Regions from separate parts of the Homo sapiens genome. Here region 2 is linked to region 1. A link is an interaction called in ENCODE POLR2A ChIA-PET data of the cell type or tissue named here. Cell type or tissue: PC-9. All regions are shown on one strand. Each heading gives the region's core, and the rest is flanking DNA. Links, peaks and the distances in the headings are about the cores only.

Region 1 (7,896 bases), core at 1,540-6,539:
ACTGAGGCAGGTGGATCACCTGAGGTCAGGAGTTAGAAACCAGCCTGGCCAACATGATGAAACCCCGTCTCTACTAAAAAAAAAAAAAAAAATACAAAAATTAGCTGGGCGTGGTGGCAGACACCTGTAATCCCAGCTACTCGGGAGGCTGAGGCAGGAGAATCGCTTGAACCCAGGAGGTGGAGGTTGCAGTGAGCTGAGATTGCGCCATTGCACTCCAGCCTGGGAGATAGAGCAAGACTCCATCTCAGAAAAAAATATATATATAATTATTTCATATCTTTCTTATTTTATCTTTACTCCACTAGTTCCTATTTCTCTGATCAAAAAACCACTAAGAAACTAACAAAATACTGCTTTCTCAGTCATACTGATTGGATTTAAAGATAATCATGCAGACTTTGAAAGCAATACAAAGGTAGTTTAAAGTGAGGATAAAAAGAGTCTCTTTTTTCTTTTAAAAATTTTTGGCCAGGCATGGTGGCTCAGGCCTGTAATCCCAGCACTTTGGGAGGCCGAGGGGGACAGATCACGAGGTCAGGAGATCGAGACCTGGCTAACACGGTAAAACCCTGTCTCTACTAAAAATAGAAAAATTAGCTGGGTGTGGTGGTGGGCGCCTGTAGTCCCAGCTGCTCGGGAGGCTGAGGCAGGAGAATGGTATGAACCCGGGAGGTGGAGCTTGCAGTGAGATGAGATTGCACCACTGCACTCCAGCCTGGGCGACAAAGTGAGACTCTGTCTCAAAAAAAAAAAAAAAAAAAAAAAAAAATTTGTGGATACACAGTGATGAGTTCATGTCCTTTGTAGGGACATGGATGAAGCTAGAAACCATCATTCTGAGCAAACTATCGCAAGGACAGAAAACCAAACACCGCATGTTCTCACTCATAGATGGGAACTGAACAATGAGAACACTTGGACACAGGGTGGGGAACATCACACACCGGGGCCTGTCATGGGGTGGGGGGAGGGGGGAGGGATAGCATTAGGAGATATACCTAATGTAAATGATGAGTTAACGGGTGCAGCACACCAACATGGCACATGTATACCTATGTAACAAACCTGCACGTTGTACATGTGTACCCTAGAACTTAAAGTATAATTAAAAAAAAAACTTTGCGGATACACAGTGGATGAATACATTTATAAGGATTTCTCAATTCCAATGGATCAGCTACAGTATATCCTATGTTAAAGGTGATTTATTTTTCTTTTCTCTTTTTTTTTTTTGAGACAGGGTATCGCTCTGTTGCCCAGGCTGAAGTGCAGTGGCGTGATCACTACTCACTGCAGTCTTGACCTCCTAAGCTCAAGCAATCCTCCCACCTCAGCCTCCCTGAGTATCCAGGACTACAGGCACACGCCACCACGCCTGCCTACTTTTTTTTTTTTTTTTTGAGATGGAGTCTTGCTCTGTCGCCCAGGCTGGAGTGCAGTGGTACAATCTCGCCTCACTGCAAGCTCCACCTCCCAGGTTCACGCCATTCTCCTGCCTTAGCCTCCCGAGTAGCTGGGACTACAGGCGCCTCTCGATCTCCTGACCTCGTGATCTGCCCGCCTCGGCCTCCCAAAGTGCTGGGATTACAGGCATGAGCCACTGCGCCCGGCCGATGCCTGCCTACTTTTAAAAATCTTCTGTAGAGACAGGGTCTCATGATGTTGCCCAGGCGGGTCTCAAACTCCTGGACTCGAGTAACCCTCCCACCTTGGCCTCCGAAAGTGCTTGGGATTACAGGCGTGACCCACTGAGGCCAGCCTACTCTTTCTTTTCAAAACATGGTTATAGGATGTTGGCGGGGCACAGTGGCTCACACCTGTAAACCCAGCACTTTGGAAGGCCAAGACGGGTGGATCACTTGAGCTTAGGAGTTCAAGACCAGCCTGGCCAACATGGTGAAACCCTGTCTCTACTAAAAATACAAAAACTAGCCGGGCATGGTAACTACCTGTAAACCCAGCTACTCAGCAGGCTGAGGCAGGAGAACTGCTTGAACCTGGGAGGCAGAGGTTGCAGTGAGCCGAGATGGTGCCCATCGTGCCCTCTTATTATAAACAAAACAAATAAACATAAAACAACACATGGTTATAGGATGTAGATATATGGATATATTTACTTTTTTTTTTTTTTGAGACAGAGTTTCGCTCTTGTTGCCCAGACTAGTGTGCAATGGTGCAATCTCGGCTTACTGCAACCTTCGCCTCGCCTCCAGGGTTCAAGCAATTCTCTTGCCTCAGCCTCCGAAGTAGCTGGGATTACAGGCATGTGTCACCACGCCCGGCTAATTTTGTATTTTTTAGTAGAGATGGGGTTTGACCATGTTGGTCAGGCTGGTCTCAAATTCCTGACCTCAGGTGATCCGCCTGCCTCAGCCTCCCAAAGTGCTGGGATTACAGGCATGAGCCACCGCACCCAGCGACTTTTTTTTTAAGAGCTGCTGTCTTGCTATGTTGTCCAGGCTAGCCTCAAATTTCTGTTCTCAAGGGATCCTCCCACCTCCCAAGTAGCTGGGTTTGGACATACATGCTTAACTCAGCCTAACCCTACTAATGGTAACCGGGGACCTCAGAAAGCAATTTGGTAGAGAATCTCTTATAGGTACAGGTGGCAAATACAAAGCTAGTATGTCTAAGTAATACATTTTTGTGTAACCCAACTAGAAAGAGAGAACTGCAGAGAAAAAAAAAAATTCATGGAATTTTTTTTCCTTTGGGAAAATTTTAAATATAAATATCTATCCACAGATTATAGGGAACACTGCACTAGCAAGCACACCTACGTCTTTACAAACTAATCTAAATGAAAAAAGTAGACAATTCCATATTAAAAAAACAACTTTAGGCTGAGCGGGGTGGCTCAGGCCTGTAATCCCAGCACTTTGGGAGGCCGAGGCGGGTGGATCACCTGAGGTCAGGAGTTTGAGACCACCCTGGCCAACATGGCGAAACCCTGTCTTTACTAAAAATACAAAAATTAGCCAGGTGTGGTGGCGGGTGCCTGTAATCCCAGCTACCTGAGAGGCTGAGGCAGGAGAATCCCTTGATGGTTACCTGGGAGGCGGAGGTTGCAGTGAGCCAAGACCACGTCACTATACTCCAGCCTAGGCAACAGAACTCTGTCTCAAAAACAAACAAAACCACTTCATTATCAATTCAATCAATTCTTGTGTTTCTGTTCTTCTTTTTTTTTTTTTTTTTTGAGACGGAGTCTCATTCTGTCACCCAGACTGGAGTGCAGTGGCACGATCTGGGCTCACTGCAACCTCCGCCTCCTGGGTCCAAGCAATTCTCCTGCCTCAGCCTCTGGAGTAGCTGGGACTACAGGTGCATGCCACCACACCCAGCTCATTTTTGTACTTTTAGTAGAGATGGGGTTTCACCATGTTGGCCAGGATGGTCTCGATCTTCTGACCTCATGAAACACCCACCTCAGCCTCCCAAAGTGCTGGGATTACAGGCATGAGCCACTGCGCCCAGCCATGTTTCTGTTCTTAAACACAAGACTAATTAAAAACACATTCTGGGCCGGCCAAGGTGGCTAACGCCTGTAATCCTAGCACTCTGGGAGGCTGAGGCAGGTGGATCACTTAAGGTCAGGAGTTCAAGACCAGCCTAGCCAACATAGTGAAACCCTGTCATTACTAAAAATATACAAATTATCCGGGCGTGTTGTCTTGTGCCTGTAATCCTAGCAACTGGGGAGGCTGAGGCACGAGAATTGCTTGAACCTGGAAAGCAGAGGTTGTAGTGAGCTGGGATCACACCACTGCACTTCAGCCTGGGCAATAGAGCGAGACTCAGTCTCAAAAAAAAAAAAAACATTTCGGATAAATTCTATTAGCAAATTTTAAGGAATAAGCGGTTTCATCCATGTTTCCTATTTGCTGATCACGTATAAATGCTTAAAGAAAAAGATCAAGCTATTTGAAGCATCTGTGACTAACACAAGCCTAAGTAAATAATCACCACTTCCCATCAATGGGAAAGATAGTTACTGCCTTTATAATGATGAGGCACTAGTTTACAATTGTTACTGATGGTAAACAGGGCAAGGATTAAAGGGCAGAGAAGCCGCTGATCTAGTTCAGGCAGTGTGACAGGAAAATCTGGCCTGAGAGCACAAGTACAAAATATTTCTCTAAGGAAATTAGATCAAAAGGAAAATGATTAAACACCAACAAATCACATCCCTCTTTGCTTATTGTTGAAAGGTTGCTTAAATTTGACTTGAATATTTGCAACACAATTTTACACTGACATATTTTCAACATATCCCTAAATTCAAGGATTCAATGTTATTTATCAAAATGCTATTTTGGGAAAAAAAAATACAAGCATTGCAATGCACTTTTTTGTTTTGTTTTGTTTTTTGAGACAGAGTTTCACTCTTGTTGCCCAGGCTGGAGTGCAATGGCGCGATCTCAGCTCACCGCAACCTCCGCCTCCCGAGTAGCTGGGATTACAAGCATGCGCCACCACACCCAGCTAATTTTGTATTTTTAGTAGAGATGGGGTTTCTCCATGTTGGTCAGGCTGGTCTCAAACTCCCAACCTCAGGTGATCCACCCGCCTTGGCCTTCCAAACGGCTGGCATTACAGGCATGAACCACCATGCCTGGCCAATGCATTTTTACTCCAAAAACAAGGGGCAAAAATCTAATTTTGTTAAGTTACCAGGAGATAAATTCTTTCCTTTAAACAGCTACTACAAGTATCCTATATTTCTTTACATAAAATGTTGTTGGTTTGGGAGGCTGAGGTGGGCGGATCACAAGGTCAGGAGTTCAAGACCAGCTTGGCCAAGATGGTGAAACCCCCATCTCTACTAAAAATACAAAAAAATTAGCCGGGCATGTTGGCAGGCGCCTGTAATCCCAGCTACTCAGGAGCCTGAGGCTGAGAACTGCTTGAATCCGAGAGGTGGAGGTTGCAGTGAGCCTCGATCACACCACTGCACTCCAGTCTGGGCAATAAGAGCGAAACTCCGTCTGGGGGGAAAGAAAAAGAAAGACAAAGGATTTAAATTGACACTTCTCCAAAGAAGACAGACAAATGGCCAATAAACCTAAGAAAAGATTAACATCATTAGTCATTAGGGAAATGCAAATCAAAACCACAGTGAGTCCCAGGAGGTAGCACAAAAATCCCAGCACTTTGGGAAGCCAAGGCAGGAGGATCACTTGAGCCCAAGAGTTCGGGACCAGCCTGGGCAACATAAATGAGACCCTGTCTCTAGGGTGGCATTTGCCTGTAGTCTCAGCTATTCAGGATGCTGAGGTGGGAGGACAACTTGAACCCAGGAAGGTGAGGCTACTGTCAGCTATGATTGCGCCACTGCATCGTAGCCTGGGCGACAGAGCAAGACCCTGTTTCTAAAAACAAAATAAAACCAAAAGAAGCCCATGATGAGATACCACTTCATATCCACTATGAATAAAGAAAGACAGGCTGGGCGCAGTGGCTCATGCCTGTAATCCCAGCATTCTGGGAGCCCGAGGCAGGAGGATCACCTGAGGTCAGGAGTTCGAGATCAGCCTGACCAACATAGTGAAATCTTGTCTCTACTAAAAATACAAAAATCAGCTGGGTGTGGTGGTGGGCACCTATAATCCCAGCTACTTGGGAGGCTGAGACAGAATTGCTTGAATCTGGGAGGTGGAGGTTGCAGTGAGCCGAGATAGTGCCACCGCACTCCAACCTGGTGACAGAGTGAGACTCTGTCTCAAAAAAAAAAAAAAAAAAAAAAGAAGACAGACAGACAAGTGGTAAAAAGGATGTGGAGAAACTGGAACCCTCATATTGCTGGTCAGATTGTAAAATGGTACAGCTGCTATGGAAAACAGTTTAGCAATTCTGTAGAAACTAAACAGAGTTACCACATGACCCAGCAATTCCACTCCTAAACATATACCCAAGAGAGTTAGAAACATATGTCCACACAAAAACTTGTACACAGATGTTCACGGGAGCATTATTCAGAACAGCCAACAAGTAGAAACAATGTAAATGTCCACCACCTGATGAATGTCTAAACAATGAAATATTATTCAGCCATAAAAAGCAATGAAATACTGATATATGCTGCAAACTGGATAAACTTTAAAAACATGCTAAAGAAAATAAGGCTGGTATGAAATGCCACATATCGTATAATTCCATTGTATGAGATACCCAGAATAGACAAACCCATTGATAGAGAAAGTAGTTAATAGTTAACAGGGCTAGGAGGGGAGGAGGGTGGAGAGTGACTAAGGGCTATGGAGTTTCTTTCTGGGGTGATGAAAAATGTTCTGGAATTAGATAGTGGAGATGATCATTCAACTTGGTAAATATCTTTTTTTTCTTTTGAGATGAGACAAAGTCTCGCTCTGTCGCCCAGGCTGGAGTGCAGTGGTGCGATCTGGCTCACTGTAGCCTCTGCCTCCTGGGTTCAAGAGATTCTCCTGCTTCAGCCTCCTGAGTAGTTGGGACTACAGGCGTGCCCCACCACACAGGCGAATTTTTTGTATTTTTATTAGAGACGGGGTTTCACCGTGTTAGCCAGGATGGTCTCGATCTCCTGACCTCGTGATCCACCCACCTTGGCCTCCCAAAGTGCTGGGATTACAGGCGTGAGCCACCATGCCTGGCCTCTTTTTTTTGAGATGGAGTCTCGCTCTGTCACCCAGGCTGGAGTGCAGTGGTGTGATCTCGGCTCACTGCAACCTCCGCCTCCCGGGTTCAAGCAATTCTCCTGTCTCAGCCTCCCAAGTAGCTGGGATTACAGGTACGTGCCACCAAGCCTGGCTAATTTTTGTGTTTTTAGTAGAGATGGGGTTTCACCATGTTGGTCAGGCTGGTCTCAAACTCCTGACCTCATGATCTGCCCACCTCGGCCTCCCAAAGTGCTGGGATTACAGGCATAAGCCACCATGCCGGGCCACAACTTGGTAAATATTTTAAAACCACTGAAGATGAATTGCATGGTATATGAATGATGATATCTCAAATAAATTTTTAAAAGGAAAGGATTAGGCCCACATGTACAGCTGTCCCTTGGCACACATAGGAGACTAGTTCTAGGACCACCCACATATAACCAAATCCATGCATACTCAAGTCCTGCAGTCGGCCCTGTGGAGACCACACATATGAAAAGTTAGCTCCTCATATATGCTGGCCATTATGTGTTTGGTTGAATAAAAGCTAGGTATAAGTAGGCCTGAGCAATTCAAACCCACTGTTCGGGAGTCAACTGCATTAACATACACAGCTCTCAAAACGCTGCGTACTGAAAACAAGCAATTTGCAAAAATATGAATATGCTATTTATACTTTAAAAAAAATCACACGTTCAATGAAGATATGTTATAGAACTTTATAGCTTCATCTATCAGGGTCTATTCTTTTCTCATAAAGGAGGATCTACATATGCATTCTTCAAGTAATTAAAAATAATTAAAATTACAAAAAAGTAGACAATTACTTAAACAGGCCATTCACAAAAGAATTACAACTGACCAAAAAGCATATAAAAAGATGTTTACAAACTAGTATCCAAATAAATGCAGACTTAAAATGCAGGCCAGGCATGGTGGCTCACACCTGTAATGCCAGCACTTTGGGAGGCCAAGGCAGGTGAATCACCTGAGGTCAGGAATTCGAGACCAGCCTGGCCAACAAGGTGAAACCCCGTCTCTACTAAAAATACAAAAATTAGCCTGGCATGGTGGTGGGCACCTGTAATCCCAGCTACTTGGGAGGCTGCGGCTGAGGCACCTGAGGCTGGCACTTGAATCCAGGTGGCAGAAGTTGCAGTGAGCCAAGATCGCGCCACTGCACTCCAGCCTGGGTGAGAACAGTGAAACTCTGCCTCAGAAAAACAATAGAAACAAAAAACAAACAAAAAAACAG
Region 2 (5,000 bases), core at 1-5,000, 700 kb after region 1:
TTATTCTAAATTATGTGTTTGTTCTTGAACAGTAACCTTTATTTAAGCCCAATAGTGAGACTTTTGGTGGGAGGGAATTAGTTTTATTTTATTTAAAGTTGACTTTTTATTTTTAAAACTTTAATTCCTTAAGTATTTACGAACAATGTGGTTAAGGCCCTGTGGGACATAAGTAAGCATCAATCATGATTTCTGTTTACAAATATTGTGTGGTAGACACCAATCCACAGTTAGATTTTCTGAAAATATCTGGATACATAGTCTATTGCTTAAGACATTTTCTTTTCAATCACATTGGAGGTCAGTAGTAATTAACCATCAGCTGATTGTCAGTAGAAATTATCATAGGAACTTTGCTGTCTTGCATCTTGGTAGTAGTTTTTCTTTCACAAGTTTTGGTTGAGCAACTCAGATTCTGCTGAATCTGGAAAAACTTGTCTAGACTTGAGCCTTATTGTATGCATTATATCTATATCTATATCTATATATATATATTTTTTGAGGCAGGGTCTCCCTCTGTTGCCCAGTCTGGAGTGCCATGGCACAGTCATAGCCCACTGCAGCCTCAAATTCCTGTGCTCAAGAAATCCTCCTGCCTCAGCCTCCCAAGTAGCTGCAACTACAAATGTGCTCCACCATGCCTGGCTATTTTTTTTTTTTTAAGACTATCCCACTTACAGAAATAAAATTTTCTTTTTTGTAGAGATAGGGTCTCCCTACGTTGCCCAGGCTGGTCTCAAACTCCTGGGCTCAAGGGATCCTCCCACCTTGGCCTCTCAGAGTGCTGAGATTACAGGCATGAGCCACTGTGTCCTGCCTTGAACGCATTGTATATTAAAAACTTTTGAGGAGGTTGGACTATGAATATAGTTGAAAGAATAGAAATGTCTCCAAATTTATGAAAACTAGAATGAAAATTACCAGTTATTCTCTCACGTGGTAACTTTTAGGGTTGAGGTACTGTCTTTGATGAATTATATTTTAGTCCAGTAAATTAGTTTGCAAGAGAAAGTATAAAACTAAATGTGGTTGAAGAGGCAGAAATTTTCAATGGATAATTAATATGTATATTCTGCTTTTATGCATTTAGCAGCTTGATATTCAGTATTAGGTATTTGCGATGATACTCAAATACAGCAGATGTCTAGTTGATAACTTTTTTTTTTTTTTTTGAGATGGAGTTTCACTCTTGTTGCCCAGGCTGGAGTGCAATGGCGCGATTTCAGCTTACTGCGATTTCAGCTTACTGCAACCTCCGCCTCCCGCTTCAAGCAATTCTCCTGCTTCGGCCTCCTGAGTAGCTGGGACTACGGGCATGCGCCACCACACCTGGCTAATTTTGTGTTTTTAGTAGAGATGAGGTTTCTCCATGTTGGTCAGGCTGGTCTCAAACTCCCGACCTCAGGTGATCCACCCTCCTTGGCCTTCCAAAGTGCTGGGATTACAGGTGTGAGCCACCACGCCCGGCCTAGTTGAGATAACTTTTTAAAACATTCATGAATTTTGAGTTATTTTCAGATTAGAGTGCTTTTTTTTTGTAGTGTTAACATTAATTGGTTACATTAAGAGAAAAGTTCCCTTGCTATCTTTATGATGGTATAAGGAGTTGAGATTGGTGAGATAATGAACATAATCATTAGTTAAAAGTGGAGGTCAAAAGGGAGGAAACCAAAACTTGAAAGTGCTGGAGTTGGCCGGGCATGGTGGCTCATACCTGTAATCCCAGTACTTTGGGAGGCCAAAGCGAGTGGATCTTTTGAGCCCTGGAGTTTGAGACCCAGCCTGGGCAACATGGCAAAACCCCATCTCTACAGAAAATACAAAAAATTAGCTGAGCGTGTTGGCATGTGCCTGTAGTTCCAGCTACTAGGGAGGCTGAGGTGGGAGGATCCTCTGAGCCTGGGAGGTCTAGGCTGCAGTGGGCTCTGCTTGTGCCGTGGCACTCCAGCCTGGGCGACAGTGAGACCCTGTCTCAAAAAAAGAAAGAAAGAAAGAAAGTGCTGGAAGTTTTTTTTTTGAGACAAGTTCTGGCTCTACTCCCCCGGCTAGAGTACAGTGGTGCACAGTCCAGGCTCACCACAACCTCTGCCTCCCAGGCTCAAGCCATTTGCCCACCTCAGCCTCCTGAGTAGTTGGGACTACAGGCATGCACCACCGTGCCTGTCTAATTTTTTTGTTTGTATTTATTCATGTATTTTTTGTGTATTTTTTTGTATTTAAATTTTTTTTTTTGTATAAGTGATTCAAAGGCCATTTCCTTAGCAAACATCCAGCCTTTTGTACTAAGAGGCAACAGTGAATGTATCCTATTAATAATAGACTATTAACTGAAACTGAGATTTGACTTCATATCCAGAATGGTGGACCTTGGAAACTAGTATATCAACTAACCATCCTATAAAATTGAAAGTGCATTGCTTTTGTACATCACTTTAATAACTTTGACATTTTCTTCTGATATCAAATAAAAGCATGTATGTGTTTGCCACAGCATCTTTGACACCCTCTAGTTGACTCTCTAGTTAGAAATAACCATTCTTTGTGCTGCATTGGATTCACTGCCTCCTGAATGATTTCTTGCTGAATCAGCTGACTGAGAAAGCCAGAAAGATATGCATTTGATAATGTACTCTGTCCAAGACTGTCCAGAGGCTAGCTTATATCCACTCCTGTGGCAAGGAGGGAATGTATAATGGACTCTCTTTGCCCTCTGACCAGAATGCAGTGAGCTCTCAGTTTTTACCATTCTTTCCACTCGTACCACCATCCCAGTCTCTTTAGTAAGGAATGGTCTTACTCCTTGGCCTTATTTTTGTATGTTTGATTTTCTAGTCCTGATGTCTAAATCAATTAGCTAGTTTAGATAAGAAGAAGTCTTAGTAGTCAAAAGTAGGAACGAATGTAATGTTTCCTGAAATGCTGATACCAATTTTTACAAAGGAAAAAATATCTAGCTCAGATTCTATAAACGTGTGAACTCATTTTGAACTTTAAATTCAGATAGAAAATGTTTTAAAACAACTTAACTGCCTGTTTCTCCATTGTTTTTGAAATTCTTAAGCGTAATACCACTTTGAGTGAAAAAGAATCTCCATGTATCTAGTTAGTAAATAAACTGCTGCCTATAGAAATCACAGGAAGCAAATTCATCTAATCAAGACCTATTTTCAAAAAAATCATGGAGTCATAAGTGAAAGTATATGCCCTCCTTGCTTTGTTGTATTTTATTTTATTTATTTTTTTAAGACAGAGTCTCAGTGTGTCGCCCAGGCTGGAGTGCAGTGACACAATCTCGGCCCACTGCAACCTCTGCTTCCCGGGTTCAAGCTATTCTCATGCCTCAGGCCCACAAGTAGTTGGGATTACATGCGCCCACCACCACACCTGGCTAATTTTTGTATTTTTATAGAGATGGGGTTTTCACCATGTTGGCCAGGCTAGTCTCGAACTCTTGGCGTCAAGCAATCCGCCCACCTTGGCCTTCCAAAATGCTGGGATTACAGGTGTGAGCCACCACACCCGGCACTTGCTTTGGTTTTGACTCACAGTATGTCAGAATTATTAGTTTCCTAATACCCCCTGTTTATCTGTAGTGGCTTGGGTTTTTTTGGCAGAGGGGTCTCTAACTTTGAACCAATCTGATAAATGCAACTATTAAAGGTCATTTTAGTTTCTGTGATCTGTATGGTGATGTTTATAAACCCTATGCCTCATATGTTAAATGTTTTTCATTTTGCCTAGGTCTCAGTCCTGAGGTCACACCCAGTCTTTGATGAAACGAAGTATATTCATTTTGTCCTTCCCTACCCACTAACAGCCTTTGTTGTTTTCATTTCTGATACATTACATTTTAATATCATAAATTATTCATTTAGTTTAGGATTTATCTTTGAAGTTGTTATCTTCTAAAGTAGTAAGATTGGCATAGCATTGACGGTAATTAATGCCTGTCATCAATGCCAAGGGCATCTGTGATTAAAACTGCATGTTTAAGACAGGGTACCGTATCTGTGCTAAGCAGATGATATGTGGAAGTCATGCAGGTAGAAACAGGTTGAAAAGAATAAATCGGTTTTATTGATTGGTAACTGGTCAAGAACATGCTGTTCAACCCCCTACCCCCATTCCTTTTTAAAAGTCATATACCTTATTTTTCTTGCTTTATTTACTCTGAAGCCAAACTTCATTCTGTTGAAAGCATAGTGGTGTTCTGAATATGTTTGCCTCATTCATCTGACATTGAATTCTTTGTCTTTCCAGTTGTCCTTATTGGAGATTCTGGTGTTGGAAAGAGTAATCTCCTGTCTCGATTTACTCGAAATGAGTTTAATCTGGAAAGCAAGAGCACCATTGGAGTAGAGTTTGCAACAAGAAGCATCCAGGTTGATGGAAAAACAATAAAGGCACAGATATGGGACACAGCAGGGCAAGAGCGATATCGAGCTATAACATCAGCGTAAGTCTCATGGTTTTTAAGTTCTGTGAAATGGGTTGCCATCGAGTGAATTAGCTGACTTTTGGTATTGGAAAAAGAACTGTTGTTTTTTTCTTTTAAGAATTCTAGTATTAGGAATCCTTAGAAATTTATTTATAAGTATGTTTTTAAAACTCATGATCCATATTTTGAGTTCTTCCTGGTGTTTGCTTCCATCTTGTGGTTTTCTGATACTAAATATGTTTCTGTTTTCAGATATTATCGTGGAGCTGTAGGTGCCTTATTGGTTTATGACATTGCTAAACATCTCACATATGAAAATGTAGAGCGATGGCTGAAAGAACTGAGAGATCATGCTGATAGTAACATTGTTATCATGCTTGTGGGCAATAAGAGTGATCTACGTCATCTCAGGGCAGTTCCTACAGATGAAGCAAGAGCTTTTGCAGGTTAGTGATAGGAATTCCATGATATTTCTTACCATTGTGTCTTGTGGTTTTGATACCTTCCAATGAGAGTAATAGGTTATAATAGTTTCAGAGAGGTAAACATGAATGCTTAGCAA

What was found. Peaks named below come from ENCODE experiments on the same cell type or tissue, not always from the same donor. Only the 100,000 strongest peaks of a DNase experiment are listed, where the experiment ranks them.
Region 2: POLR2A ChIA-PET joins it to region 1 with 6 read pairs; 4 of 35 experiments call an interaction of 5 or more read pairs at or near these places.

Annotation. Positions count from the first base shown.
Region 1 is chr15:65,167,639-65,175,534 of GRCh38, forward strand. The region is part of intron 3 of CLPX (caseinolytic mitochondrial matrix peptidase chaperone subunit X); the gene reads right to left. Among named protein-coding and RNA genes, the nearest start is that of CLPX, 14 kb to the right of the region's middle. In PC-9, for the core only: no CTCF peak of the experiment used is centred there; a DNase peak (open chromatin) is centred at 4,013.
Region 2 is chr15:65,873,072-65,878,071 of GRCh38, forward strand. It overlaps RAB11A (RAB11A, member RAS oncogene family), which reads left to right. Exons shown (of 5, transcript NM_004663.5): 2 at 4,261-4,456; 3 at 4,691-4,884. Among named protein-coding and RNA genes, the nearest start is that of RAB11A, 6.1 kb to the left of the region's middle. In PC-9, for the core only: no CTCF peak of the experiment used is centred there; no DNase peak of the experiment used is centred there.